Linked DNA regions of Mus musculus: regions 1, 2, 3 and 4 are each linked to region 5. Evidence: chromatin loops called from intact Hi-C (ENCODE). Cell type or tissue: heart. All regions are shown on one strand. Links, peaks and the distances in the headings refer to the core of each region. The heading gives the core; the rest is flanking DNA.

The links. Hi-C counts contacts between places; a loop is a spot of excess contacts. Peaks named below come from ENCODE experiments on the same cell type or tissue, not always from the same donor. Only the 100,000 strongest peaks of a DNase experiment are listed, where the experiment ranks them.
Region 1: it touches region 5 in a loop (8-fold over the local background); 12 of 42 quality-filtered maps call a loop at or near these places.
Region 2: it touches region 5 in a loop (4-fold over the local background); 27 of 42 quality-filtered maps call a loop at or near these places.
Region 3: a loop joins it to region 5, with 6 times the contacts of the local background. A loop is called at or near these places in 8 of 42 quality-filtered maps.
Region 4: a loop joins it to region 5, with 6 times the contacts of the local background. A loop is called at or near these places in 17 of 42 quality-filtered maps.

Annotation. Positions count from the first base shown.
Region 1 is chr3:89,375,973-89,381,880 of GRCm38, reverse strand. Dcst2 (DC-STAMP domain containing 2) reads right to left here. Exons shown (of 15, transcript NM_001370853.1): 15 at 4,238-4,451. The coding sequence ends at 4,430. It overlaps Zbtb7b (zinc finger and BTB domain containing 7B), which reads left to right. Exons shown (of 3, transcript NM_009565.5): 2 at 366-1,537; 3 at 1,887-4,237. The coding sequence starts at 372. The coding sequence ends at 2,355. Among named protein-coding and RNA genes, the nearest start is that of Gm15417, 13 kb to the left of the region's middle. In heart, for the core only: a CTCF peak has its summit at 3,393 (motif pointing left); DNase peaks (open chromatin) are centred at 1,910, 2,120, 3,210, 3,850 and 2 weaker places; H3K4me3 peaks cover 1,420 bases; H3K27ac peaks cover 1,622 bases.
Region 2 is chr3:89,336,245-89,342,152 of GRCm38, reverse strand. Efna4 (ephrin A4) reads left to right here and starts at 4,125. Exons shown (of 4, transcript NM_007910.2): 1 at 4,125-4,315. The coding sequence starts at 4,203. Adam15 (a disintegrin and metallopeptidase domain 15 (metargidin)) reads left to right here. Exons shown (of 23, transcript NM_001037722.3): 18 at 78-216; 19 at 576-645; 20 at 1,216-1,290; 21 at 1,681-1,752; 22 at 1,974-2,098; 23 at 2,200-2,513. The coding sequence ends at 2,242. In heart, for the core only: CTCF peaks have their summits at 1,481 (motif pointing left) and 2,564 (motif pointing right); DNase peaks (open chromatin) are centred at 1,342, 2,472, 4,232, 4,372 and 1 weaker place; H3K4me3 peaks cover 3,594 bases; H3K27ac peaks cover 2,876 bases.
Region 3 is chr3:89,393,657-89,399,564 of GRCm38, reverse strand. It overlaps Gm15417 (predicted gene 15417), which reads right to left. Exons shown (of 2, transcript NR_040403.1): 2 at 786-1,606. It also overlaps a transcript of Zbtb7b not described here. Among named protein-coding and RNA genes, the nearest start is that of Zbtb7b, 3.2 kb to the right of the region's middle. In heart, for the core only: CTCF peaks have their summits at 3,003 (motif pointing left) and 4,890 (motif pointing left); DNase peaks (open chromatin) are centred at 3,084, 3,814, 4,714, 4,924 and 1 weaker place; H3K4me3 peaks cover 3,354 bases; H3K27ac peaks cover 3,378 bases.
Region 4 is chr3:89,314,340-89,320,247 of GRCm38, reverse strand. It overlaps Efna3 (ephrin A3), which reads left to right. Exons shown (of 5, transcript NM_010108.2): 2 at 3,496-3,785; 3 at 4,113-4,178; 4 at 4,363-4,440; 5 at 4,681-5,908. The coding sequence ends at 4,811. It overlaps Gm15998 (a long non-coding RNA gene), which reads right to left and starts at 3,502. Exons shown (of 2, transcript XR_003954662.1): 1 at 3,043-3,502; 2 at 8-2,420. In heart, for the core only: CTCF peaks have their summits at 4,258 and 4,460 (motif pointing left); DNase peaks (open chromatin) are centred at 3,227, 4,457, 4,897 and 5,197; H3K4me3 peaks cover 3,082 bases; H3K27ac peaks cover 1,474 bases; H3K27me3 peaks cover 3,124 bases.
Region 5 is chr3:89,482,714-89,488,621 of GRCm38, reverse strand. No RefSeq gene overlaps it. Among named protein-coding and RNA genes, the nearest start is that of Pmvk, 27 kb to the right of the region's middle. In heart, for the core only: a CTCF peak has its summit at 3,254 (motif pointing right); a DNase peak (open chromatin) is centred at 3,391; H3K4me3 peaks cover 760 bases; H3K27ac peaks cover 428 bases.

The sequences.
Region 1 (5,908 bases), core at 285-5,284, 110 kb after region 5:
AGAGCCATGTGAGAACCAGGAAGGTGGTCTGGATCTGCTGACTCCGAGTGACCCTATTCACTTGGCACTGCACCCGGAAAGCCAGTTGCTTCGTCTGTCTGAACCGCAGTTCCCTTGTGCATGACATGAAAGGTGGTTTGGGAGGGTATGGGCCAGAATAAGCACTCGCGCTCTTTTAAAGATTTATTTAATTTACATATATGAGTACATCACCATTGGTCTCGTCAGACACACCAGAAGAGGGCACCAGACCCCATTACAGATGGTTGTGAGCCACCATGTGGTTGCTGGGAATTGAACTCAGGGCCTCTGGAAGAGCAGTCAGTGCCATCTCTCTTAACCTCACCCTCTACTTGACCCTGCAGGAGAAGATGGGGAGCCCCGAGGATGACCTGATTGGAATCCCATTCCCAGACCACAGCAGCGAGCTCCTGAGCTGCCTGAACGAGCAGCGCCAGCTGGGCCATCTGTGCGACCTCACCATCAGGACGCAGGGTCTTGAGTACCGCACCCACAGGGCTGTGCTGGCTGCCTGTAGCCACTACTTCAAGAAGCTCTTTACGGAGGGAGGAGGGGGAACCGTGATGGGAACAGGGGGTGGTGGGACGGCTTCTGGGGGAGCAGGGGCCGGTGTGTGTGAGCTGGACTTTGTAGGGCCAGAGGCCCTAGGTGCCCTGCTCGAGTTTGCTTACACAGCCACACTGACCACCAGCAGCGCCAATATGCCGGCTGTACTCCAAGCTGCTCGGCTACTGGAAATCCCGTGTGTCATCGCTGCTTGCATGGAGATTCTACAAGGCAGTGGGCTGGAAGCCCCCAGCCCCGATGAGGATGACTGTGAGCGAGCCCGACAGTACCTGGAGGCTTTTGCCACTGCCACCACCACAGCCTCAACCTCAGGAATGCCCAACGGTGAAGACAGCCCTCCACAGGTGCCCCTCCTACCGCCGCCGCCACCGCCACCTCGACCTGTTGCCCGTCGCAGCCGCAAACCCCGGAAAGCTTTTCTTCAAACCAAAGGGGCCCGAGCAAACCATCTGGTCCCTGAGGCACCCACAGTACTCACCCATCCCTTGACCTACGAAGAAGAAGAGATGGTTGGTAGATTGGGTAACAGTGGGGGCAGTGGGCTCGGAGATAGCTATAGTCCTCCTACAGGTGCCGCCTCACCTGCCGAGGGGCCCCTGAACTATGAAGTCTTTGAAGGTGAGGAAGAAGAGGAGGAGATGGCATACCCCCCAGGCTACGGGCTAGCCCAGAGTAATGAGCCCTCGCTATCACCAGAGGAGCTGGGCTCAGATGAAGATCCCATCGACCCCGACCTGATGGCTTACCTAAGTTCGCTGCACCAGGACGCCCTGACACCAGGCCTGGATGGCCAAGACAAGCTGGTGCGTAAACGCCGTTCACAGATGCCCCAAGAGTGCCCAGTCTGTCACAAGATAATCCACGGGGCAGGCAAACTGCCTCGGCACATGAGGACCCACACTGGTGAGAAGCCCTTTGCCTGTGAGGTCTGCGGCGTCCGCTTCACCAGGTGAGCACCAGGTGGGGACAGCCCAGAATGGGCTGAGGGTGGCTGTACAATGATTGGTGTGGGGGCCAGCTCTCTGGTGGGTTCCTAGAATGAGGTGGGAGGCCAAAAGAGGCAAACAAGGGCATGCTCGGGAGTGGGCTAGTTCCCAAGAAGATTGAACTGGAAGCAGAGGAGCTCATAGTGCCAGGGCCCATTGAGCTAAGGGCTAATCAAAAAGGGTCTCCTGGGGCAGCAATGGGGAAACCGCAGTGAGGAACAAGGGTGGGTCAAGGCCCGGGGGCGTGGCTAAAATGCCCTGGGGATCCTATCCTGAATCCTGAGTGTCTGCCCTTTCCCCTGCTCGTACTAGGAATGACAAGCTGAAGATCCACATGCGGAAGCACACAGGAGAACGCCCCTACTCGTGCCCCCACTGCCCAGCCCGCTTCCTGCATAGCTACGACCTCAAGAACCACATGCACCTGCACACCGGGGACCGGCCCTATGAGTGCCACCTGTGCCACAAGGCCTTCGCCAAGGAGGACCACCTGCAGCGCCATCTCAAGGGTCAGAACTGCCTGGAGGTGCGCACCCGAAGGCGCCGCAAGGATGACGTGGCAGCCCCTCACTACCCACCGCCCTCGACCACCACCTCATCCCCTGCTGGCCTCGACCTTTCCAATGGCCACCTGGACACCTTCCACCTCTCTCTGGCTCGATTCTGGGAGCAGTCGGCCACCACGGGACCCCCAGTCACTACACAAGGGCCCCCTGAGGAGGAGGAAGAGGAAGGGACACCCACCACACCACAGGCCGAAGGTGCCATGGAGTCCTCTTAAAAGAGGGATGAATGGGCAGGCTGGAACAGCCTGGGACACCACGCCAAGCAACGGGGAGCACATAAAACAAGTGGTATCGGGGTCGGGGGTGCTGAACCTTGTTGGTATCAGAATCGAACGCCTCTTCCCCCCAGAGCCTTCATTCCAATTACAAGCTGAGGTTTTGGGGCACAAGCTCTCTAGATTGGGGTGATCACCCAAGGAGTTAAACATGAAATATATGTCTGTTTGTCTGTCTGTGTGTGTATATATATATGTGTGTGTGTGTGCACGCGCGTGTGTGTGTTACACACACTCTCTGCACACACACACATATATATACACACACAATAAAGGTGGGTCCCTGTCCCCAGCCACTACTGGGGAATTGAAGCAATAATCTATCTCTGATTTGTGGGGTCCCACTTCGGCTATGCGGGTTTCTAGGAGGCTGGGGCTTAGGACCAAATCCTTGCTCTACTCCCATGCCCCCTGGGTTTTGGCTGTGAAGGGGTGGACTGCCCCTCCCTTCCGAGACCCCTCCTTCCTGGTTTCTGTTCCTTTTTCCTGGCCGTAAATTATGCAAAGGGGGGTGGCAAAGGAAGGGTAAGAGGGGGGAAACAAGGTAGAGGCTTGAAAGACTGGGGTGGCGGCGGTGGGGACTGGGCCTGTAAGGACGGAGCCATCCCAGTCCCCCTCCACCCAGTTCCAACGCTGAGTCATGGGGTCCTGGAGAAGAGGAGGGCAGGGTGGCCTGATTGGCTCGCCCGCCCCTGGGGGTAGCAGAAGGTCTCCGCCCAGCTAAGGGAGCTCTCCACCTCTTCCCTCCCGCGTCCCGGGGCAGGGAATGTCTTGTTCCTGGCGCTCCCTCCCTGGGGCCAGAGGGCAGGGCGGGCCGGGCGTCTTACCCTCTTCTCCTCCCTACCTCCCCGCCCAGGTGCAAGCGGGAGCCGCCTCTGCTGCTTGCTGCCCCTGACTCACGCCGCCCCCGGGCTGGCGGGCGCTGGGTGTGGGATGGGGTGAGGGGTTGAGGTAGCCTTGTAGGGAGCGGACAAGCTAGCGCCATCTGGTGGCCATGCCCTGTAAGGGCGAGCGCTACCCCCCAACCCCACCCCCCAGCGACCACTTTTCATGAGCTAGGGTCACACCCAGCCATCTAGGCCTGTGAACGGGTGCCCCCTTGCCAACATGGTGGCTAGGCAAGGCAACTCACTTGCCCCTGGGAAAAGTGAGCTGCGGAGCAGACCCAGAGGTAAGGGAACCTTTCCTCAGACCTTGCCTGGCACTCTTAGGACTGAGTCCACCCCCGTTCTGTACATAGCCTCTTCTGATGGTCTTGTTGAAATCCAATTTCACATTTTTAACTATCAGTTTTCCTGGGGTGGGGAAGAGTCTTCACCCCACCCCTTCCTCGCTGGGTGCTGGACCCCCATTGCGGCCTGGGCTCTGCCTTGCACTATTTACCCCTTTGGCCTAGTGGCCCTTCCCCCTCCTGGAAAGGGGCAGGTTCAGGGGCCCGGTGCTCTCCTCTCCCCATGCACCTCCATGCCCATTTGCACAGCTGCCCAGGTACCCCCAACAGTGGGGAAGGGCCACACAGGGAGGGGTGGCGGGACCAGTCCCTGTATCTATTTAAAAAGTGATGATGTAATATATTAGGAGGGAGGTCAGGTACCCTGGGCCTCATCTTAGCATTTCAGGTGATAGGGGAGCCCAGGGCTGGAGAAACCTGGGGCTTAGTCCCAGAGAGTGGAGACAGTGGCCTCCACTCTCTCTCCTTGTGGCTTCCCCACTCAGTGCCTTAGTGGGGGAACGCATTCCCCTCCCCCATTCCCTTCATCTACCCCTGCCCCTGCCTCGGGTGTAAGTGACAGGAAGAAATAATAATAATTTAAGATTCATATTTGTGTCCACTTTTGGTTCCTTTATTGGGGGAGGGGGGCGGCAGTGGGAGGGGTCGGGAGGGTCTGAGGCTGGGGAGGGGTCTTGTTTGGGGACAGGGATTTCCGAAGTGGTGCCTGGGGTTCTGGGAGAAAGGGGAGGCCCACAAAGCCAGATGAGCTTCTGGGAGATGCTGTGGACGCTTCCTCTGAAGTCACTGCTTTCTGTCCTGGTTCCTGGGAGGAGAGGAAGGACCAGTAAACTCAAAGTCACTGGTGGGTAACCTCTGCCACCGTCCCAGCTCGGGCCCTAACTGCCGCCCTTCTGGCATCCATCCCAGTTCTTCCTTTCCTCTCTTCTTTGTTTTTATAACTCTGTCTCTGTTTTGTTGAGACGGGGTTTCTCTGTGTAGCCCTGTCCCTGTAGACCAGACTGGTCTCAAACTCACAGATCCGCCTGCCTCTGCCTCCCAAGTGCTGGGATTAAAGGCGTGCACTACCACCTAGTGCTCTGAGGACCTGGCAACTGGAATACCTCTCTCCAACCCAGCCAGGGTATCAGCAAATTGCCCCGACTGCTCAAAGGCGATTGTCTCTGTTCCCGAAATTACTCATCCGTTCTTCTCTCCTACCGACCCAGAAAAAGACTTCAACTCTCAAACTCGTGGCTACCATATTTACAAGAGGAAAACAATGGGATCAGCCTTCCAAAAGCTGAGAGAGGACAGTCACTATACATTTCAAACCAACCTGGCCTACAATATTGAGGCCCTGTCACCAAAGGCAAAAAAAAAAAAAAAAACCTCCTCTGACTAAGAACAAAGGCTTCACTATCACCTGCCCCTTAACTCTACCTGGAAGTCCCTCAGCCTCCCAGGGCCAGTTTCTTTGCACTCTTCCTCACAGCAGACATTTCATTCTCTACCACCCACTCTGAAAACTATGTCACTCCCAGACACCTCTCGGGTCTCAGCAGGTGTCCTTGCCTCCTACTCCCTAGAGAAATTGAGGCTGGAGCAGTCTGCAGTCTGTTTAGAAGGGTCTCCACTCTTCAGTCTCAGAGCAGCCCCTCTGGCTACCTCATGCACCATTGCCTGGCCCAGCTCTTCCTCTGGTACCTTAGTCCAGGGCTGGAGGTTGAGCTTGTGCTCTCACAAGCACTCTGCTACTACACTGCATTCATAGACTTCAATGCTCTTTTCCATCTCCTAAATGTACTGGGATGCAGAAACACCTGTTGGTGCCGTGTACCTTGTATGTGAAGCCAATTCTTTATCATCAGGCTTCCTTTTTTTAGAGCCAAGCATGGTAGCACATCATAACTTTCATTCTATGGAGACTGAGGTAGAAGGGTTACAAGTTCAAGGCCAGCATGGACCACATAGTATGAATAGGGAGGCTGTGCGGTGGTGGCACACACCTTTAATCCCAGCACTTGGGAGGCAGAGGCAGAAGGATTTCTGAGTTCGAGGCCAGCCTGGTCTACAGAGTGAGTTCCAGGACAGCCAGGGCTATACAGAGAAACCCTGTCTCAAAAAACAAACAAAACAAAACAAAAAGAATAGGGAGCCAAAAGCAGGCAGATCTCTATGAATTCAAGGCCATCCTGGTATATATAACTATGTTGGGCCAGCCAGAGGCTATATAGTAAAACCCTGCCTCAATAAATAAAGTAATTAAGCCCTCTTTTTAAT
Region 2 (5,908 bases), core at 412-5,411, 150 kb after region 5:
TTCCTCCCTATCCCTGCTCCTCTCTCAGGAGAGAGTTCTTAGCCAGACCCACCCTCAGTTTGGACCTCTCTCCATAGCAACCAGCTCCCTGACCACAGGCCTGCTCCTCAGCCTCCTGTTGTTATTGGTCCTCGTACTACTTGGTGCCAGCTACTGGCACCGTGCCCGCCTGCATCAGCGGCTCTGCCAGCTTAAGGGATCCAGCTGCCAATATAGGTATGAACATCCTGTCCCTGCTGCTGTTTCCTTCAGTCAGGGACAGTCCTGGAGCCCTGATTCTAAAGGCCCCAAGACATTCAGTCCTTACCCCTTGCTTCTAAGTTCCAACTCTCAGATCCTGAGTTTCCTGACTACCATTCCTACACACCTACCTGTCATCTCTGTGTATTTCCCTTAACTTCACCCCCAGATACAAGGGCCACTTCTCTCAGGACCCCAAGGCAGGGGAAAGGTAGCCTTCTTCCAGGATGCTCAAGCACACACAACTACCCTCCAAGGGCCAAAGGGTTCAATTCTCCCAGATCAGCAGGTAGGTGGCTAGTCCCATTTTTTTCTTTGGCTTTCTTCATACTCAGGGCACCCCAATCCTGTCCTCCTGAACGACCAGGACCTCCACAGCGGGCACAGCAGATGACAGGCACTAAGGTAAGCCCTGGATGCCAGAGGAAAGAGGAGTCCACATTACTTGTTAACTCGGGCCTTAGAGGTAGCACTAAGGGTTCAAGACTCAGAAAGACTTGGAGTACTCAGTCAATCCAAGGACTCAGGACCAGTAAGTAGCAGGCAGAGAAACAAGGACAGCCAGAGTGGGTGAGCCAGTCACCACCAGAAGGCTCTGCTGAGCTCTTTCAGCTGGCCCAATCAGTGGCTTTGAGAGATGGTTCTATCCATGCCCTTCACAGCGACCAGAGCCATGGGATAATGGGGCCTTGTGCAAAAGGACCTTCCGTGTGCTAAGATCTGATAAGGCCCAGGACATCATGTGTGAAAGGATGCCAAGTGCCCAGGGCCTAAGCCCTCTACCTTTAATGGCAAGAGGGTGTGTATGGAGTCAGCCTGCATGTCCCCTCCAGCACATGCCACTCCCCGCATGCAGCTCAGTGACCTCACTGCCTCTGGGGCCCTGCTGCCCTCTCTGAACACTAACCCCTTTCTGCCCACATCTGTCTGTTTCCTCTTGCCTACTCTGCCTGTCTGCTCCTCCTGCCTTCTCAGCAAGCTAGTGTGGTCAGCTTTCCAGTGCCCCCCTCCAGGCCGCTGCCACCTAACCCCGTGCCCAAGAAACTCCAGGTAAATCTGGGCTGGGCCTTGCCCTGGCTCAGGACAGGTGGGAGGTGTGGTGCCCAATCGCAGTTCTCATCCCTGCTTCCCCCCAGTGGTGTTCTTCATTAGGAGACCAGGGTGCCCCCTCAGCCTTCAAAGTCCCAGATGCAGCAAAGGGTGAGCCTCCCGCCATGGTCTCTACTACCACCTGGTGGTCTATAGTAGGACTGCAGCCATCCAGGGACTCCGTGATCGATCTGCACCTTCCTTCCCCGGGGCTCTGCGCATGCTCCCGTTTTCCTCTGGACACTCCCACCCCCACCCTCGGCTGAGTTTGCATGTCGACCCCTGGGTAGTGTCTGCACGCTCACTACCTTGGACCATGCTTTCCAAGCCACTGCTCCTCTCTTTGTTCAGGCTGCGCTGGCTGACCGATCCAATCCCCCCACTCGCCCTCTGCCCGCTGACCCTGTGGTGAGGCGCCCAAAGGTAACAGTGAGGGGGAACAGGACATTGCCTCTCCTACCTAGAGCAATGGTGGCAATGGGAGACAGGTTGCCTCCCTCTGTGCCTGACGGCATGTATCCCAGTGGCACCTTTGGTAGTGACAGGTTTGTTTGGAGACAAAAGTGACCACTAGCACGGCTCTTAGAACCCCTACATTGTGGGTGAGAAACATGACCTCTTTCCAAACTGGCCTTCTTTCTCAGTCTCAGGGGCCTACCAAACCCCCACCCCCAAGAAAGCCACTGCCTGCCAACCCACAGGGCCAGCACCCACCAGGTGACCTGCCTGGCCCAGGAGATGGAAGCTTGCCGCTGGTGGTGCCCTCCAGGTAGGTGAAGAGGGTGTTGCTGAGGTTAAGTGACTTGCTGCCAGCGAGGCATCTAGGCAGGAGTTCTGACCATTTTCCTTCTTGGCTTTTCTAAACTCCAGGCCAGCTCCACCACCCCCTGCAGCATCTTCGCTCTACCTCTGACCTCTGGAGATTTGGCTGCCTCCTTCTCAAGCTCTAAGACTCAAAGAAATGGAACCTCTGCCCCAAACACTAGAGAAGCAGGAGAACAGACAATCTGGTGTCCAGCCCTAAAGAACCACCAGGCGCTGTTAAGCAATACCTGGGGACGCACTAAAATAGCTGCAGCGGGATGCTGGGGAGGGGCCGAAGCCGGGGCTGGAGTAGGTGGCGGAAGGACATGGACACTGTCTATCTCTGCTCTGTTGTAATAAATGTGAGATCTTGGAATGTGTCTGCTCCTGGAAGCTGGGTAGTTCCTGCTGTTTGCAGGTCTGGCCACTAGGAGACGCTGCTGGGTCAAACCAGGGCCTGTAGAATAGGATCACTTCCCAGAAAGGGTCAACAAGAATGTGTCACTTAGGATGCCTCTGGCTTGCTTCTGCCCAGTCTGGGTCCGATGGCCTCTGGACTCCCAAGTTCTCCCCAGCAATGCTGCTCAGCCCCCACCACAGCTAGAGACAAATGACCTAAGTCGTCAGACCTGCATCCCCACCCTCTGACCAGTGGCTGGGAAAATGGATCTAACTGGTGTTCTCAGAGCCCTGAGCCTGGGTGGAGCAGGGCAGCGGCTGCTTGGATTCCAAGGCTTCACACCTGCCTCCTCCACTTCCCTGCCCCCACCTGAAGGTTCCAGAACAAAGGTGCTTTGTGCTTTGTACTGATTGCTACCACCTCATCATTTAGACCTCAGGACTGAGGACTCCTGGGAGAGAGGTGTGTGCGGATAAGGGGCAGGCTGTGTCCCACAATGGTCACCCAGCACGATGCTCTAGAGGAATGTCAGGGGTGTCCCCAGAGCCACTTCAGTCCTTCCCCTTGTACCATCTGCGTGTGCAAAGCAAAAGAACAATGCATGGAAGGTAATTCTGCTTCAGCCTCCAAAAGTATCTGGGGTATCAGGTGCTGGCCATCATGTGTGTGTGTGTGTGTGTGTGTGTGTGTGTGTGTGTGCGCGCGCGCGCGCGCGCACGGCACCTATGTACACACTTTCCTACCCCCAAATAGGAACTTGCTGTGTGCTGACTAGAATGCTGGATTCTTCTATGGGTGTACTTCATGTGCCATCCAGCTCTGACCTCCCAGACTTCAATGAGGCTTTCTACCTTGAACCAATGAAGACACAAAGGACAAGATCTAAACATAAACCGAACCGGCCCTCTTAGGTGGTGCTGCATGAACCCCGTGGCTGTAATCCCAGCACTGGAGAGGATAGAGCAGGAGGATCATTGCCAGTCTGAGGCCAGCCTGGCTTATAATAGAAGTTCCAAGCCAGCCAGACTTTAGTGTTAAGACCCTGTTTTAAACAAAATAAAGTACAACATAGGATTTGAAAGAAGACAGCCTTGGTAAAGTGCTTACCTGAGTTTGGATAACCAGCACCCGTGTAAAAAGCCCTAAGTTTAGTGGTTTATTTCTGTAACCCCTCCGTGGGTGGGAGGGGTGAGGTGGGGCTAGGAAACAGGAGCACCCCCTCCTACCCCGACCCCAAGCTTACAGGACTGCAAGCCAAGCCAATCAGGGTTCAGTGAGAGACCCTGTCTCAAAAAATAAGGTGGAGAAGGAATAGAAGCGCCGACACGTACACACACATAGAAAACCAAAACCCTCAAGCATTAAGTCCTTAGTGGAATATCCACCATGCCACCCTCTTCCAGCACAGTGAGATAACAAAGGGACGCTTTGGCTAACCTGGAGCGCTCGGGGCACAGGAAGCACAAAGGGTTAACAAGAGTTGGCGCTGAGTAGAGAGGCGGAGACAAGTTTTCATTGGTGGAAAGTTACCCAGGGCTGTGGTCTAGGAGCCTCCACACCCCTCCTCCGTTCCGTACCCCCCACCCCCCTCCACTTTTGTACCTTTCTCGCCGGGACAGAGAAGTGGGCCGGGACCAGCCGGGCCAGACCAGACTGGACCCCAGGGGCGATGCGGCTGCTGCCCCTGCTGCGGACTGTGCTCTGGGCCGCGCTGCTCGGCTCGCGCCTGCCGGGGTGCTCCAGCCTCCGCCACCCAATCTACTGGAACTCCTCTAACCCCAGGTAGCACGGCCGAGCGAGGCGAGAGCCGAGCTGGGCCCGCGCGCTCCCAGGCTGTGCGCGCGCCCGCTGCTCGCCTTTTTGCAAGGCGCTGTCTGAGCCCTGCCCAGCCGCGCGATGGGGCTCCTTTGTTTGAGCCGGCGGGGGAGGGGCGAGGCGTGCCCGGGGGTCCCCCCCCGCCCGAACGTGTGTGTGGGGGCGAGCGGACCACCCTAGTCCTGAGGGTGGTCGGTTGGAGTCTGAGAGCAGGGAGCTGAGGGGGCCTGGGCCCCGTATTCCGGGTCCCGCCCCCCTTTTCTAGGGAGCCCAAACCTCCGGCGGGGCAGGAGCTGGGGTGGACCGCTGAGAACCAGGGAGGGATTTTTACCCAAGTGAAAGAACGTTGAGTTCCTCTCTGGTTCTGAGAGCCTCTCGGGCCCCTGGATATCTCTGCTTCCATCTTGATCTTATTTCTGTCCAATCCTGGCCCTGTTCTTCCATCTGATTCACCTGTGGGCCAGTCATTTGACCTTGCTCACCTCAGTTATGTCATCTACAAAATGGGCTAATAATACCCAGTACCCTGGGAAGCAAGTGGACTGACTGAGGTCAGGCTTGTGGAAAGGAGTGCCGCTGTACAGATTTCAATGCTTATTTCTTCCCCTCTGCTGAGCTGGCTGCCTTTGAACCTCGGTATTTTTTGCTGTTTGCATCCTGCTTCCCATTCCTCCCTGCCTCTCTGCCTTCCCCATCTGTTTTCCTTTCTGATTTTCTACTTCAGACAATCTGTGGCTCTGTTCATTTATTCACTAACATTTGATAAGCACATACTCTGTGTGTGTGTCAAGACCAGTGCTGAGCTGCTGGGCTTTACCAATGAAACCCTGCCCCGTGGGAGGCCACAGCCCCCCAGGGAGGGCAGGCCTAAAGATAGTCATTCCAATACCAATACCGGGTGATAAGCGCTATTGTCCTGGACTCTGACTTCTTCTATCTCAGTTCCAGACCAGTCCCTCAGCCCCCAGCTCTTGTGTTTCTAGTTCATTCACCAAATTCACAAGTATTTCCTGAGCTCTGGCTTGGCAGGGGGTGTTTCTCCACACCCAGTGTGATGAAGCATACAAAGATCCTATCTCCCCTCTGTTCCTGGTTCCTTCTCTGGCTAGTGGTCAGAGCCTAGCCCAGGAATCCTTCTAATCAAGAGTCGACACAGCAGGTGGTTCTTGGCCACCCACTGAAGGATGTTTAGAGGCCTTTTCTAAATCATGCTTTGTTGTGTGCGTGCCTGTGTTGGACTCATTCGGTATGTGGTGCTTGGGGGGTGGCCTGTCCGGCCCTTCTCGCCTGTCCTGGCCCCTTCGGGCTGCTTCTGAGAGGAGAGGAAGAGAATCTTGATTGTGTGGAGGGGACTGTCTTGATAATGAGCATCTACTTGTCTGCTTAAGAAAGGAAGCTGGACTGTGTGTGGTGGCCTGTAAATCCCAGTCTTTGGAAGGCTGAGGTCACACATAGGGCTCACAGCCAGAGGACCCTCCATCAGCCCCTGCACTCACTCACACATACCCACATACACATTCACGCATAGCTTAAAAAAATGATAAAATGAATGAAGACTGA
Region 3 (5,908 bases), core at 667-5,666, 89 kb after region 5:
CCCCAGAACACTGCCGGACTGAGAAAGGTCTGGCCCAGGCAGGGAGAGCTGGTGTGCAGGCAGAGATCCTACCTTCCCATTGAACCTGGGGCTTTCCTTTCTCTAGAGCCTGCCCTCTGCCTGGCCAGCTCTGACTGTTCCCTAATTGAGCCCAGGCTTGCTGCTGCCTTCTTTTCCTTAGAGTCTACGCTGGCCAGTAGAAGTGGGTCCCAGAGTCTGAGGTCTGAGCACAAAGGCTTTTGCTAGAGGAGAGGATGTCTGGCAAAGGGAACTGGCGGATGGAGGCAGCAGAGTCCAGAGCTGTATGCTGTGGGGACAGGTAGTGGGGGGCTGGTGGGAGGAAAGAAAGAGGAAGACTCATGGAGACTCAAAGCAAGCCACAGCTGGAGAAAGCTTTCCCACTTTCTAGACTGGATGATGCTTTGACTCTTCTCACAGCCGGCTACTTCAAGCAGGGTGTGCTGCTCACATTTATAATCCAGTCATCCAGCAAGGGGATTACTTCCAGTTTGGGGCTAGCCAGGGCTGCACAGTAAGTTCAAAACCAGCCTGGGCTAAAGAGTGGCCCAGTTTCAAAAGAGCAAAATATTTATTTTAGCAGGGCGAGATGGTGCACGCCTTTAATCCCAGCACTAGGAAGGCGGAGGCAGGCGGATTTCTGAGTTTGAGGCCAGCCTGGTAAACAAAGTGAGTTCCAGGACAGCCAGGGCTATACAGGGAAACCCTGTCTCGAAAAACCAAACATATATCCAAAAAAAAAAAAAAAAAAAAATATATATATATATATATATACATAATTTTATTTATGTATGCGAGTATGCTTTCTTCAGACACAGCAGAGGAAGGCATCAGACCCCATTACAGATGGTTGTGAGCCATCATGTGATTGCTGGGATTTGAACTCAGGACCTCTGGAAGAGCAGCCAGTGCTCTTAACTGGTAAGCCATCTCTCCAGCCCGAAAATCATTTTAAATAAATAAATAAATAAAAGTCTCAAGCTGTAGCTCTGTCCCACTCACTGTGTAAATGAGGCTGGCCTCAAACTCAAAGAGTTGCCTGTCTCTGCCTCCTGAGTATATTTTTTAAAGTATACTTTAGGGTTGGCAAGATGGCTCAGTAGATGAAGGCACTTGCTGTCAAGCCTCCTCATTCCAATCCCCAGGACAGGACACACATGATGGGAAGAGAGAACCAACTCGTGCAAGCTGTCCTCTGACCTCCACACCTGAGTGAGTGTCTGTGTGCTCAGGAGGAAAAGTAAACTTCAAAAGTAGGCAGGCTGGAGTGTGGTGGTGAAACCTATCTCAGAACCAAGCAACAAACAACCCTACAACAAAAGTAGGAAAGATAACTAATGTTAAAGGGGATTATTTCACATTAACTTGAATAAACAGGCCCAAGAAGGGAAGCGATTCATCCCAAGGTCAGAAGAACAACACTCTTTAGTAGAACAGACATTCAGTGCACCCACGTTTCCACATCTCAACTTTAGGGCTTGCCAGGTGGGTAGCACACACACATCTATCTTCCCTTCGATTCCGGAAGCTGACGTGGGCAGTTTGATCCCCGGAGGTGGAGAACAGCAGGAGCGATATAGTAAGACTCCTATCCAGAAAAGAAGAAAAAAAGAGAGAGAGAGAGAATCAAAATCAGGATTCCTCGTTAACCTTCCTTCCTCATCTGATTGGTTTAATTGAGCCAGGCAGTAGTGGCACTCAGCACTCAGGAGGCAGAGAGGCTGGCTGATCTACAAACCTACTCTACAAAGTGAGTTCCAGGACAACTAGGGTTACACAGGGAAACCCTGTCTTGACAAACAGAAAAAGAAAGAAAGAAAGAAAGAAAGAAAGAAAGAAAGAAAGAAAGAAAGAAAGAAAGAAAGAAAGAAAGAAAGGAAGGAAGAAAGGAGGGAAGGGAGAGAGAGAGAGTTTAGTGGCCCAGGAGGCAGAGGCATCCCTCCTAAGCAGAAGCTGATTCCCATCAAAGCTCCAAGATCACTGTGTCCTTTACTCCTCGGACCAACTTAAGGTCCCATCTAAATACCTTTTGACTACAATGGTTTCCTTAACAAGAACTTTCCCATTTTTCTTTTTTTTTTTTTTAAAGATTTATTTATTTATTATATGGAAGTACATTGTAGCTGTCTTCAGACACTCCAGAAGAGGGAGTCAGATCTCGCTACGGATGGTTTGTGAGCCACCATGTGGTTGCTGGGATTTGAACTCTGGACCTTCGGAAGAGCAGTCGGGTGCTCTTACCCACTGAGCCATCTCACCAGCCCTCCCATTTTCCTAGAAGAGAAAAAGACATGTGGCAACTTTTCCCAATGCTCTCACCCCAAAAGAGCTACTCAGGCCTTGAACACTCTAGGCTTCAGGAGCCTAGGACAGGGTGGGTAGAGAAGCAAGATACCAAGACAGAGAGGGGAGTTACTGCCTGCCCTGGGCTCCTTGAGGCCCTCTAGCAGGCACAATAGATAGGGGTCTCTTTGGGGTTGAAAGGAGCAGACTAGACCAACAAGCTAGAAGTGACCTTCAGGTATCACAGCAAGAGAAAAGCCTTCTATCCAAAATGTCTGTAGGTTACATTCCAGGTAGAACCAAGGGTGCAATGTGAGAGACAGAGTTGGGGGTGGAGCACAAAGAGGTAAGAAAGAAATCACAGTAAGATGAATCTGAGGGCCAAGAGGGACAGCCCCACATTTTCACAGCAGACAGAGAGGAGAAGCTGGCAATCACACATCTGGGCACAGACACCTCTAGGCACAAGGAACAAAGCTCTCATTTGCATTTCGTTTACATAGGAGTTATTTCCCCATCCCTACGAAGAAGCCTCTGGCTTCTCAGACTTAAGCGTCTTTCCCCAGCCTCCTAAAAAGTATCCATTCCAATCAGTTAGCTACGCACAGCTCCTTACTTATCTGGCCTGGTCTGAAGAACCGCTACCCTAACCCATAACTGGAAGGGGTTTAGGAGCCTTTCGCCACCTAGTGGCAGGTAGGAAGCAGGCTGCGCGCAGAGGGGTTCTGTTTTGCCTGTCTGGGACGTGGAGTTTTGGAAAATGTTCCCCGGAGCTTCCTGAAGCTAAATTTACCTCCCCCAGCCCTGGGGGGCGCAGAGATCCCAGCGGCGATTAGCACTGCGCTGCAGCGGGCTCCAGCCGAGAGGCCCAGAATAGGCGCGCAGTTATAAATAGTGCTACCCGCAGGTGTGGGGGGTAGTCGGCGGGAGGGGGTACCCTTGGCAGCCACCGCCTCTTCAGGTGGGTTGGGCGGTCGCGGTAGGGGTTCTGGGGGGCGGCGGGAGGGAGGGGGCTGCGGTCTGAGCGCCCCCAGCGGTTTCCTGGGCGGCGGGTTTTTCGAGGGAAGCGGAGGCAGCCGCGGGAAAGGGGCGGGGGAGCAGCGATTAGGTGGGCGCCTGGAGCAGACCGAGGAGCTGCTTTCAGCTCAGTGCCCCCACCAGAAACAAGCCCCCAGACTCACTTTAGGACCCTGACATGGAAAGCCTCGCCTCCAGCCGCACACTTCCTCCGGGACTCTGCAAACTTGTAGCTGCTCAACTCTTCTGTGTACTTGGACCAGCCAGTCTCGAAACCAGGCCGCCACCCAGAGTCACTATTCCCAGCCTTAGTTATAAAGTCCTTCTTGCTGCGGCTTTTATCCTTCTCAGGGCAAACATCTCATTCTCGGGGTATTTACTCACCTACTTCTCTCGTGCATTAAAGTCTAGAATCTAGAAAGTTGCCTGAAGATGTAAGTCTGAATGTGAGGATGGGGGACGCTCACCAGGAAGCCCCTGCACACCCCACACTTGCCTTCCAGTTCTATAGCAGCTCAGGTGTATATGGGATTGATATGGGGGTCAGGGGAGACGCCAGATTCCCAATAAGGGGGCGGGGTTCCACCAGCGCTTCTTGGCCTCGGTCTCTGGTTTGGCAGTTACGACCCAAAGCGGGGGAGGGGATTTAGACAGAAATTTCAAGTCCGTGTTCCCCCAACATGAAAGGGAACTAATAACTATTTGTACCACAAGGAAAAGCAAACATGGAAACATGAAATGGAAAAGAGCCACTAAGGAACTAACAGTAGATTTCCAGAACTGCTAAAGAATGATAATCCAGCCGCAGAAAGACCCGGGTTGTGTCTAGCCAGAAGCAATTCCAGAGGCAGGGGTGGAACAACAAAGCGGTTCGCGTCTAAGTCCCTTAGAGCTAGTGACAAGACCCTCACTCTTCTGGAGCCCTGGGCCACTTTCCTACCCTCTCCCAAATCTTTTTCCTAGATCTTGTACCCTTCTCGTGAAAGCAGTTTTCCCTCCACTTTACTTAGGTGTCTAGTACTGTTGCCTAGCACGGCTTACTCCCTGGTCAGCAGGACCCTGACAGTAGAAGGAAGGGAAAAACCCTAGTCCAGACACATCTTGCTCGGAATCCTTCCGACAGTCCTGCGGGGCCGCTAGGAAAACCTGGAGCAAAGATCAGACTTGACCTAGGGCGTGCTGGTGTTGGGGGCGGGGGAAAGCGGGACAGAAACAGATAGGAAAACCCGGAACGGATTGCTTGAGCCAGAGTTCCTCATGCTAGCCACTGGTCCCTATTGCCCCCCTAATTCTCCAGTGAGATAATGTCTGGGGTGAGGGGCTGTTTAGTTTGGCTTGAGCCCTCCGGGGCGCCTCACACTTTCCGCCCCTGGCTGAGGGGCAGAGCAGCGGCCTCGAGGCTGAGTCATGGGGGGGGGGGGGGGGGGAGAAAGAGGGAGGGAAGGGCCGACTCCACCCCTCCCCCTGCTTGGGGATCCCGGGTCAGCCCGGGTGAGGGCCAGGGCCCCCCTGGCACCGCCCATTGTGGTCCAACAGGTTGAGCTGGTGTCCTGCGGAGCCACCTGCTGGAAAGGGAAGGAGGCCCCCTGCGGAGGGAGCTGGGAAAGAGAACAAGTCCGACCCGGTTCCGCCTGGCCTGCTGCTGCGAAGCCGAACCTGGTCCTAGAGAGCGGGATTTGACTCCGTTTGAAACGAGTAGGAGGGGCCCTTTTGGGGTCTATAGCATCGCCAGCCCAGTTGTAAGCGTCCCTCAGAGACTACCATTCTTTGGGTCGGGCACTTAAATACGAATACCGGTTTTTCCCAAACCCACTTAAGCAAACATCCTAAACCACCCAGGTCTCTATCGTCACCTCGGGGTCTGAGTGAATCTGCGCCAAGATCCCTCCACTGTAGGGTCTCAGTTTCTCCACTAAAAGTACCGGCTGGTTGAAGGCAAAGCGTCGGGGCCCCAGAGGGAGCGCACCTCCCCCTTCCCCTTCCCAGACTCAGTCCCTCCCCTTTGAAAATGCCAAGGCAGCAACGGGCACTGGCTAGAGCGCAAAGGCTCCTTGCCCCGGGCACTGTTCCCTCCCCGCGGGGCGCCGTCACGCGTGGGGAGGGACACAGAGTGCCCACAGACTCGACTCCCCCGCTCCCTCGGAGGGGGATGGGCCAAGAGGCTGAAGCTCAATGTCTAGAGGTTCTCTCTCTTCCTGGGGCTCTGACCTGGTTAAAGCCCCTCGGCAGGACCCCACTCTTTCTAAATTTTAGGTCTTCATCCCCAGCAGCGTATCCGTAACCTCTCATACCATTCCCTCCCCAGGTGGTGACCCTACAGAAGCCCCTCTTGAAAGAGAGGAAGTCCCTGAGGGGGCTGCTCCATTCCCTGGCCACTGCGGACACTGTCTTCGGCCTCCCTCCCCTTCTGGTTTCTGGCCAGCCCAGGCTCCACCCCCTCCCTGGATGAACCCTAGGCGCGTCCCACATGGGATAGGCGGGTGTTCAGGCCAATGGATGGGCAGGGCGGTGGCGTGCAAGGGGTGGAGCTGGGCAGCAGCAGAGGGCTGGACGGGGGTCGGAGGCGGAGCTCCAGTTAAGGTGGACCGGA
Region 4 (5,908 bases), core at 351-5,350, 170 kb after region 5:
TCACACATTCATTCAACAAATATTTATTGAGACCTCTACTACGCCCGTGGTGGTCAGTTTTCGTCTGCTCGCCAGTGTGTCCAGATTTCTCTTCTGCGCTGTCTCCTCTGCTGTGGGCCTCTCTGGACTCAATGCTGACTCTTTGCCGTTTTTTTTTTTTCCCCCAAGTCTTGCTTGGTTCTCATTCATTTCCTCCCTTTCCCGGTTTCTGGCTTCCCCTCTCTCTCTCTCTCTGTGCCTCCCTCCCTCCCTTTCCCTTTCGGGCGAATCCGTCTGTGTTCGCCTCCCCTCTGTATATGGCAGAGTCTTTCCATCCCTGTATGTCTCGCTTTCGGCGGGTCCTCGCTCTTCTCCGCCGCTGCAGATCAATAAACCTCCGCCGCCGCTGCTGTCGCTACTGTCGCAGGGTCGAGGGGCGGGGGTGACCGGCGCGCTGCTTCCCCTCCAGGACGAAGCTGGCGGGGCGCGGGGGTGTCAGTGTGCAAGCGCCGCCCTGGGAGCGTTCCCGCCGCCGCCGTTGCCCACCCCCACCCCCCAGCCTTGGCGCGCGGACTCCACGCCGCGCACACGTGGTCGGGCCTCGCCTGCTGGAGCGGGCGGCGCGCAGCCTCGGGGACGCGCAGTAGAGGGGAAGAACCTAGTCTCTGCATTTTTCTCCACTCTCTTAACTCTACATCTTGACTTCTAAAGCCGAGGATAGGGGTTTAACAAGTTCAGAGTCTCTTGGGAGCCTTTCCGTTCTCCAGGGTCTTGTTAGACACCCTGTTTACCTGCCCCTAATTGTCCCAGGGGGAGACGTTTGCTCCTTCTCCGCTCCCCCACCTCCCGTACTGTCCCCCGCGGACACTGAAAGCTGAAGGCTGAGTTCTGCGGGCCTAGGAAGCAGGGGCGCTGTTGATGTGAGAAGAGTCGGGATGCCCCCAGGGCGTTGCAAGCCGGTGGGACACAGTAAGACCTATAGAAGAACGGGGAGGACGCCTTTCTGCGGAGAAGTAGGAGGCAACAAGGAGATGACATGGAGGGCTGAATGGAAACTCCCTGAAGGAGCAGGGCACACAGTCCCCAGATGCTAGCCCACCCCACGCTGAGAGCAGGAGGGGGGTAACCCTCGAGGCGTGGTTAGCAGCTGGGGCCTATGTGCACCTCCCTCGCTGCTAGGCTAAGTAGGATGACAGATTCAATTAAAGAGGTTGTGCCTAACAGACAGGTCGGGTCTCCTAGGAGTTATGGTTTGGGATTCCTGGCACCCGGCCTTCTGCTCTCTCCACCAGATACCAACTGGATACAGCTACCTTGCCAGCAGGTTTTGAACCAAGTGGCCAGGTTTTTTTTTTTTTTTTGGGGGGGGTGCATTTCTGGGGCTTTTCTGCCGTCAATCACAGAGATAGGTAAGAGGAGGCTTCTTCTCTTGTCGCTGTCACACAGCAACCACTAAATATACCCAGCTCACCGTCTTGAGGAAACTGAGGCACCACCTGTAGGAACATCTTTGGAGTTGGCTTAAAATCCACTGTAATGGGTGTGTGGTTGGAAGGGATGGGGCAGCTGCAGGGAGGAGCTGCTTCCAAATCAAACCGGATACACGGGTGAGGCCAAGGGAACAAGGCCCCAGGGGAGCTATGGGGCTGCCCCAGGCCTGCCACCATGTGCTGGCTAGCTGGCCGCCCCCTCCCCAGGTCCTTAGGGAAGGAACAGGAGCCTAGGGTTTAGGGTGGACACACAATGCATGGGTGGTGCCTGGGAGCAATCAGGCCTTGTCTAACCCGTTTTCCTGCTCCCAGCGCCCCGTCGAGACTCCTGCCCACCTGAGTGCCAGGGACAGGGAGGGGCCTGAGTGACCCATCACTCCCATGGGAACCAAGTGGGACTGGTGGCATTCCTGATGACTCAAGAAGGCTGTGCCCGTTCTTACTAGAGAGTCCAAACACCAGCTGTTACCCATCTGCCTCGTTCCTAGTCTTGGGGACCGGGCAACACAAGTACAGCCAACGATGTTGGGTAATGACAGGGAGGACCCTCAAGGCCTCATCCCAAGAAGAGGCCTCCAAGATCATTTCCCTAATGTGTCTAATTATTGTTTGTGAAACAAGGTTCTGCTTGGTGACATGGGGAGCCAGTTCTTTCCCTCAGTGAGTTCTCAGGGTCTAGGGACCCCGATGGATTGACATTTTACCCTGTGGCCCATGCTTCCCTGTGCCCACAACAGTCCCATAGCACTACCAACATGTGTGCATACTTGCCTTAAAGAAGTTAAAGACGACTTCTACCCGATCTTCCACACGTGTGGATTGAGCTGCCTCTGACTCCCTACACCGTTCAGTGCCACCACAAAGGATGTCCACAGCAACACTTAGATGGGACTGTCAGGCAGGCGAGACTTCCAGGGCATCCAGATCTGCTTCTCTGTCGCAGAGACTCATCTGGAATGTGGCAGACACAGTCATCTTGTCTAGGCGCTGTGCTATTGTTACTCTGCCTATCCTGGGGGTTGGGGGGGGGGGGCAGTGGCATCTAGGTGGAGAAAGATGTGGAATGAAGCAGAAGTCCTAGCAAGATGACAGGTCAAACCCGAGCTCTTCAGCTCCCTGGTCTGTGTCAGGTTATTGGGGACCTAATGGTTTATGGCCTCAGGATGGAGGGAAATAGGACTCAGAAGCACAAAGATAGAGGTCTTGTCATGTAGGAGATACAGGGCAAACCCCTGAGATTGTTGGGACCAGCTAAAACTGGCATAGGCGCAGCACACATGCAATCTAGCTCTTCTGAGTGTCTGCCGCTTGTGAGTGGGTGGTGGACATTTTTGTGTTGGTGCCATAGAGCTTGTGCATGCATGTGCGTGAAGCTGCCATACATGTGTGTATGAGGGCAAGTCCTGTCGGACTGACCTGGGGTGGACCTGCAGCAGCAAAAGGCATTCTGGGAGAAGAGAGAAGGGAAGAGAGAGAGAGAGAGAGAGAGAGAGAGAGAGAGAGAGAGAGAGAGAGAGAGACAGCGCGAGAGAGCTTGGGTTCCAAGGAAGGGATCTCTCTACTTTCACCCTACCCTTCCATTCATTCCTTCAGTCCCTCCTCTGGCCTGCTGAATTATGGGGAATGGTCTAAGGAAATCCGGGCCTAGGTCTGGGAGTCGTTGGGGCCTGTGCGTTTCTGTGGCAACCAGAGCTAGGTTCCTTCTTTTCTCCGCCCCTCTCCCTTTCCTCTCCTTCCTTAGGAGGTAGGCCAGGCTTCCTTGTGCTTTTGCTACCCTCTGGTGGCCACCAGGGGAAAGACAGGCCCAAAAGGAGAGGACACAAGGGACTGGCACACTAGACCACAGGCACAGAAATGGGCTGAGAAAAGATTGTAGAAAAAGCCAAGAGAGTGAGGGACTGAAGTGTTATGATCAAAATATATATATAGTGTTCTAATGAAGGTCCGTGGGGTGTTGACAGGGTGTTGACATGGAAAGCCTTGGAGCATTGGAGTTTCTTCTCTGACCCACTTCATTTGTCCACAGCCTGCGGCGAGAGGGCTACACCGTGCAGGTGAACGTGAACGACTATCTGGATATTTACTGTCCGCACTACAACAGCTCAGGGCCTGGCGGCGGGGCGGAGCAGTACGTGCTGTACATGGTGAACCTGAGCGGCTACCGCACCTGCAACGCCAGCCAAGGCTCCAAGCGCTGGGAATGCAACCGGCAGCACGCCTCGCACAGCCCCATCAAGTTCTCCGAGAAGTTCCAGCGTTACAGCGCCTTCTCGCTGGGCTATGAATTCCATGCCGGCCAAGAATACTACTACATCTGTGAGTGCCGGGTCCTGGGTCTTCTGAATGACAGGGTGGGGTCCCAGGGATCCCCGGCCAGCCGTTGTAGTGGTCACCAGGGATAGGCTTCAGGGTTTCAGCTCTGAGAAGTTGCAAGGCTGTGGGGATGGGGTGACAGTCCCAAATTTGGGTCGCAGAGCATTTCTGTTGGGATGGGCTAGCCACGAAGTCATGGTGACCAATGTCCAAAGAAAGATTGGAGCAGAGACTTGGGGACACAGCCGGATGCGGGCAATTTGGAGGGGGATGGGAGTCTATGTTAAAGCCGCAAGGGCACCAAGTGAGTGAAAGAAATCTCCTCCCCAGCCACGCCCACTCACAACCTGCACTGGAAGTGTCTGAGGATGAAGGTGTTCGTCTGCTGCGCCTCCAGTGAGTAGCGTCGGTTTCCAACCACGTCCGCATCCTTGCCTCCCTGCTTTGGGGCTCCCTTGGCTTCCTGGGGATGGGGGCGGAGGGCACAGGCGACCGGGATGGCTCCCCAGCTGTAGCAGGGGGAGGGGGTCCTGGCCCTGACTTTCCCCTCCTCTCTCCCCACCCGCACCCCACCCCGCAGCATCGCACTCCGGGGAGAAGCCGGTCCCCACTCTCCCCCAGTTCACCATGGGCCCCAATGTGAAGATCAACGTGTTGGGTGAGTCTGCGCAGCGCCCTCTTGTGGCCACTGCTGGAATCGCAGCCCCCTTCCCAGTGCATGCTTCCCACCCACCCCCTCCCGCATGCCTTCCCATGGGACACGAGCCCTTCCGGCCCCTCCCCCGTGGGTGGTCACATCTCTGGCTCCACTGCTGCTGCTGCTGCCGCCGCCGCCGCGTGCCCCCCGCCCCAGCGCACAGCACAGCCCTTACCAGTTTGCCTATTTATCTTTCCACAGAAGACTTTGAGGGAGAGAATCCCCAGGTGCCCAAGCTTGAGAAGAGCATCAGTGGGACCAGCCCCAAGCGGGAACACCTGCCTCTGGCCGTGGGCATCGCCTTCTTCCTCATGACGCTCTTGGCCTCCTAGCTCTGCCCCTTCCTATGACAGAGAGAGGTGGGAAGGGCTGAGAAGGAGCAGGGAGCTTGCTGTGGGGCCTACATCCTTCTTCCCATGGTTGGGAGCGGGGTCTGCACTGTACATCTCTCTGGGCCTGCCCTCTTTGCCCACACACTCTCTAGGACAGGCACCGTAGTGGATCAGGCACAGGGACAGCCACAGGTCCCAGGTGGCCTGTGGCTTTGGTAATGTTTGGTACCAAACCTGGGGGCTATAAAGGCAGTGCTCAGGACTCCCTGGCCCCTGGTACCTTTCCCTGACCCTTGGTGCCCTCCCTCTTTGTCCCCCAAGAGGCAAATATGCCCCAGAGAGAACAAACGAAGCATGGGAGGTGCCCCCTGTCCTCTCCTCTGGGGCAGAACATGGGGAGGGGACTAGGTGGGTGAGGGGTGGAGCCTCAGGCTGCCCCTCCCCCTGTTTACAGCAATAAGCATGTCCTCTCCCTCCACTCCCACATAGAGGACTGTGGTTTGGATTGAATCCAAGTTTACAAATAGACACCCCTGGGGGGGAGCAGGCAGTGGACAGGGGTGGGCATCGGGGTGCCAGACAGGCATGTACAGACTCTATATCTCTATATATAATGTACAGACAGACAGAGTCCCTTCCCCTTCTTAACCTTGACCTTTCTCGACTTCCCCTTCCAGACTCAGACCCCTTCCCCTACCAGGTTAGGCCCCCCTTGGGACCCCCCTGGCCCCTCTTTTGTCTTCTGTGAAGACAGGACCTATGCAACGCACAGACACTTTTGGAGACCGTAACAACAATGCCCCCTCCCTTCCAGCCCTGAGCCGGGAACCAACTCCCAGGACCTTGCCCTGCCCACCCTAAGTGGTCCCCACCCATCCTGGGCCTTTTTCAAGTGCTTTGGCTGTGACTTTCATACTCTGCTCTTAGTCTAAAAAAAATAAACTGGAGATAAAAATACCTGAGTGTGTGTGGTTTCAAGGGGCCACGTCCCTCTGTTTCACTGGCTGAACCAATCCTGTGGGGCTCAAGGCCCGGGTGAGCAGGCATTCTAGGTTAGAGGCCACAGAGTGGAGAGAGGGACAGAGCTTCAAGTTGAG
Region 5 (5,908 bases), core at 615-5,614:
GAGCAAGTGGGTTGCAGGCCAGGCTCTCCTGACTGTAAAATCCTTTTGGAAGGGAATTGAGTACAGAAACACCTGAGGCTGGAAATGCTTCCTGCACAGTTTCCCACATAACATGAAGGTAATTTTATCCAGCAGCCTCACCCAGATGCCTGCTGCTGCTGTTTGAGACAGGGTATCACAATCCTGGAACTCGATCTGTAGAGCAGAGATCTCATGAGATCTGCCTGCCTCTGCCTTCTAAGTGCTGGGACTAAAGGTGTCTCCATGCTCTGTGTGTTTTGATGGCACCTTGCCACAGAAAGTCCATTTGGAATTTTCTGCTGGTAGCATTGTTTTGACCCTCAAAAGGTTTTGATTTTTGAGTTCTTAGGTTTGGGGGTTTGAGACTGGATTGCTCAACTGTAGCCTCTACTGAAAATAACCAGTGTTTGCCAGGCATAGTGTTGCAAGCCTGTTATCCAAGCGCTTGGAAGGCTAAGGCAGGATTATGGGTTCAAGCTCAGCCTTCACTGTGAAGTCCAAGAGCACCTTGGCTATATAGCAAGGTCCTGTCTCACAAAACCCAAAATAAACTAAACTAAGATACTCAACTTTTCCACATCTGGAAATTTATTCCGGAAAGCTCTCACAGAAGCATGAAGAAATGAGTATACAGAAACACTCTCACAGAAACTTGGAAAGGACCCAAATGTCCATAAATAGAGAACTAGTTACATAAACAATTACACAGCCACACAACAGGTCATTTACCGCCATCGGAGGGAATGCCACAGAGCTTCGCACATTTCCAGAAAGAAGCCTACTGCGTTTCAGGAGGGGAGGCGAAGGAGCTGCAGAGTGAGAAGTATACAGCTATTTGTTTTAAAAACAAAAACAATACAGGTGTGTATATGATGATTTTTAGGCATTGTGCACCACACCTGATGAGAGTTGCCTCTGTGGGGAGTTAGAGAGGGAGACTCGCTTGCACCGTTTTACATTTCTGCCTTGTTGGGGTTTGTGTGTCCTGTGCGTTGTGCCTGTGATCAGAAAACACATGGAGCAGACAAGGACACTACCAGGTCAAGTCAGGACAGTGCCCAGGAAGGGAGAGAAATGCAGAGAGAGCGGCTGTGGAAGCTCTGGATGCAGAAGCTCACACGTGTGCAGCAAGAGACGCATGGGGCCCGGGCTGGGGAAGGTGATGACGAGTCTACAGGCACCTTGCTGGGAAGTAAGGTCCTGCCTCATTTCAGTGCCCACATCGTGACTGGTCATCTCCCAGGTGGCAGTCCCTACTCTGGCACTTTCATCTCCAGTATGTGACTGAAGCTCCTTCTGTCCTCCCCCGTGGCATAGCCACGCTCTGCCATTGTCCCTGTGAGCCCAAGCAAGACGAAGGCTTAGGTCACAGAAAGATTAGTTTGTCACATCCTTTTAAATAGCACAACATATCACTTTCTGAGGTCATTTTCCCGCCTCTCTTCTGAGGTTGCCACAGCTGCGTGACGTGTGTGAGTATCGCTGAGTTAGTAGAGCGTGCTCCACAGCTGCTCACAATGGCTGGAAGATCTCTTCACTGTGTGGTCACTGCTTAGAACTTAGGTCTGTGCACGTGTGGGTCTGGATGATGATGATGCAGAAGCTTGGTTCTGCTTCTTCCCGGTGGCTGCCAGGTCAAAAGGAGACACTGTACTCTAGAGCCGGGAAGAGTTCCAGCCTTAAATATGATAAGACTGAAAAAGCCCATGAAATACAATTTCAAAACATTGGCTCCAGGCAGACATTTTGCTCCACTTTTCTTATTGTAATCAGTGTTTTGCCTTTTTTTTTTTTTTTAAGAGATAAAGTGAGGTCTTTGAGCATAGAGGCTGGTAACAGAATGCCTTAGACATTTCGTCTATAAACTAGAGATAATAAATAAAATATAAATAAATAATAAAAATTATATGCCAGGCATGGTGGCGCACGCCTTTAATCCCAGCACTCGGGAGGCAGAGGCAGGTGGATTTCTGAGTTCCAGGACAGCCAGGGTTACACAGAGAAACCCTGTCTCGAAAAACCAAAAAAAAAAAAAAAAAAAAAAAAAAAAAGAGAAAAAGAGAAAAAAATTCTAAACAAAAGTTTATAAACTTAGTTTACAAACTAGAAAACCTGACGGCTCATGATTCTAAAGGCTGAGCACCCACGGGGAGGGCTTACTTCATCCCCCTGCCTCTGCCCCTAAGGGTTGGCGTTAAAGACATTACACCACCGTGCCAGCTCCCGTTCCTTTCTTAATTACATTTATTTTTCCATCTTGTGTGTTTTCGTGTTGGGCATCAGAGCACGCCTTGCTGGAGCCGGTTGTCTCTTTCCTCATCCTGGCTCAGGCTCAAGCTTTTGTGTCAAGCCTTGTTACCTCTGAGCCCTGTCCTGCTGTCTCCTAGATGACTAATACCAACACAGCACAAATTAAGTGAACATTTTTTTAACCAGATGTTTGCTAAAATAAAGACAAAAAAAATAGTTCTTATTGAAAAGTATAGAATTTGTTGGTGATATTTGTCTTTATTGCTTATCCGTCATTCCTGGTCCATTAAAGAACCCCCAGAATATGTACTAATAATATGTAATAATATAACTAATAATAATATCAGTTTCGATATGATGGCAACTTGATGCTATCAGCTTGCTAATTTCATCTTTTCTTTTCTTCTCTTTTCTTCTCTTCTCTTCTCTTCCCTTCCCTTCCCTTCCCTTCCCTTCCCTTCCCTTCCCTTCCCTTCCCTTCCCTTTTCTTTTCTTTTCTTTTCTTTTCTTTTCTTTTCTTTTCTTTTCTTTTCTTTTCTTTTCTTTTTCAAGACAGGGTTTCTCTGTGTTGCCCTGGCTGTCCTGGAACTCACTCTGTAGACCAGGCTGAACTCAGAAATCTGCTGCCTGCCTCTGCTTCCCAAGTGTTGGGCATGCACCGCCATTGCGCGACACTAACCTTGTCATTATAAAAGCGTCTTTACCAAGGTCAGAACTTGTTCTATTTAACTGCAGCTTATTTATAGCTTTAAGATGTGCAGAAGTCTAGCACGCAAAATCTTCAAAAGTGTGAGGCAGGTGCCCCCAAAACAGCTCAGAGGCTCTCGAGTCTCTGTCAGCTGCTAGAGATAGAGATGAACACTGCAGCCTCCAGAACCATCTCCCCTCAAGGAGCCAGGACCCTAGAGAAGCGGATTCCTGATCTGGCTCTCTTTTTTCCCCACGATGGTGGGCTCTGCTGGAGAAACCCGGCCCTGCCAACAGAGGGCGGTCTTGCTCCACGGCCCCAAGCACAGCAAGTCTATACACCGCGCCGACCGACCATAGCCAGGAACAGCGTGAACCAAACGCTACACCAGCACTGCCCCAACTTCACGCTGCCCAACGGTCCAGAGAAACCCGGGTGGGGTGGCTAAGTCCAGGTGGCTCTGGCATGAGCGACTCTCGCAGATGAGGTGTGGGCTGGCCTTATGGGTCCTGCCAAAAGTCAGTTTTAGCCTCTATGCCCCGCAAACGAATGACCCACAAGAACACTCAGTACCACAAATATAAACAGCCGTCTGCAACTTGGAGTCCTCGAAATTTGAAAATTCCAGAAATAACTCTCCTTCACACAACTCCCCGAAGTGACACAGTCTCAGAGACTGAACCGTCTCAACCTTACACTAGAGTGATGTCACCAACACACGTCTGCATCAAAATCGGGGCACTCAAAGAGCTGGGACTGCACATTCCCAAGCAGAGAGGGTGACTGCTCTGTGTTCCTGAAGCAAAGGGACTGCCTGAAGTGGAAGGGAACTAAGCACAACACCTGTCTGTGTGTCTGTCTGTCTGGGTGGGTACAGAGGTATTCATTTTGTGTGATACAAACTCCCATGTAGCTCAGGCCATGGGAGGCCAAAACTGCTAAATTTATTTTTAAAGAAATTTGTTTAAAAAGTATGTATGGGTGTGTCTGTGCCTGCATGCTTGTACAAGTTCAGGTGCCACAGAGGCCAGAGTCATCAGAGTCCCTGGAGCTGGACATACAGATGCTGCACGCCACCTGATGGGTGCTAGGAACCAAACTCTGTCCCTCTAGAAGATCAGTAAGTGCTCTTAACCATGGGACCATCCATCTCTCCAACCCCAGAGGCCACAACTGCTAAATTTAAAAAGTTCTTTCCATTTCAAATGTTCTCTTGCATTTATCATTAACTATCACTATTATTGCTATTATTAACTATTAGTGGGGGGCTGAGGGGAGAGAGGAATGGAAGGAGGAGAGTGGAATACACAGGCGTGAGTGAAGGCCAGAGGACAACTTTGGGAGTCAGTTCTCTTCAACTCCATTGCTGAGGCTTGACCCCACCCCCACCCCCTTCTGATGTGAATACTCGGGCCACATGAAGTACTCCAGGCTACAAGATCCAGGTAATTCTCCTGTCTCAAGTACAGACAGCTTTTTAAATTTTATTTTTAATCTACTTGTTGTTGTTGTTGTTGTTGTTGTTGTTTGTTTTTTGTTTTTTGAGACAGGGTTTCTCTGTATAGCCCTGGCTGTCCTGGAACTCACTTTGTAGACCAGGCTGGCCTCGAACTCAGAAATCTGCCTGCCTCTGGCTCCCGAGTGCTGGGATTAAAGACGTGCACCACCACATCCGGCATTACTATCTTTTTTTAATTAATTAATTAATTTCATGTATGCAAGTACACTGTTACTCTTTTCAGACACACCAGAAGAGGACGTCTGATTCCATTACAGATGGTCGTGAGCTACCATGTGGTTGCTGGGAATTGAACTCAGGACCTCTGGAAGAGCAGTCAGTGCTCTTAACCGCTGAGCCATCTCTCCAGCCCCTTTTAATCTATTTTCATTATTATCATTGTGAGCATGTGGTTTGTATGTGTGTGTGTGTGTCTGTCTGTCTGTCTCTAGGTGAGTGTGTGCATACATTTGTGCCTAGGGAGACCAGAAGAAGGTGTCAGATCCCTTAAAGCAGGAGTTACATGCATTTGTGAATCTTATAACTTGAGGGCCGGAATCCAAACTTCAGTCTTATGATAAAGCAGCAAGTGTTCTTAAGCACAGAGTAGTCTTTTCAGCCTCTAGCCCCCAACTTTTTAAAAGTGGGTTCCAGTGCTGGGCCTAATGGCCCACACTTTTAATCCCAGCACTCAGGAGGCAGAGGCAGGTGGATTTCTGAGTTCGAGGCCAGCCTGGTCTACAGAGTGAGTTCCAGGACAGCCAGGGCTACACAGAGAAACCCTGTCTTGAAAAAACAAAACAAAACAAAAACAAACAAAAAACTAAAGTAAGAATAAGGTCCTGCGCTGTCTGTGGTGATTCATACTTGTAATTCCTGCACTTGGAAAGCTGAGGCAGGAGAATTGCTGCAGTTGGGGTTATATAGTGAGTCCCAAGTCACCCAAGCCTGGGGATATATAGCAACGCCTTTTCTTTTTTTTTAAAAAGATTTATTATTAATTAATTAATTTATTTATTATATATAAGTACACTGTAGCTGTCTTTAGACACTCCAGAAGAGGGAGTCAGATCTCATTAGGGATGGTTGTGAGCCACCATATAGTTGCTGGGATTTGAACTCAGGACCTTTGGAAGAGCAGTCAATGCTCTTACCCACTGAGCCATCTCACCAGCCCAGCAACACCTTTTCTAAACTAACAACCCTGGCGTGGGGTCTAAAAAGAGACACTGGTTCAAGGTAGAGGAGGGTAGAGAAACTGTGACCGTTGGGGCCAGGACAACAGGAGAGTCAGCCTGAGAAAGCCAGAGGCAGACCCTACCTCAGAGGCAGGAGCAACTGAGGAGAATGGAGTTACGAGGGGAACGGGGGCATGGGCTGGGATTTAGCTGCTCTGGTTTCTGTCACCGCCTGGATGCCAGGACAAGAAATGGCATTCACACCAGATGCCT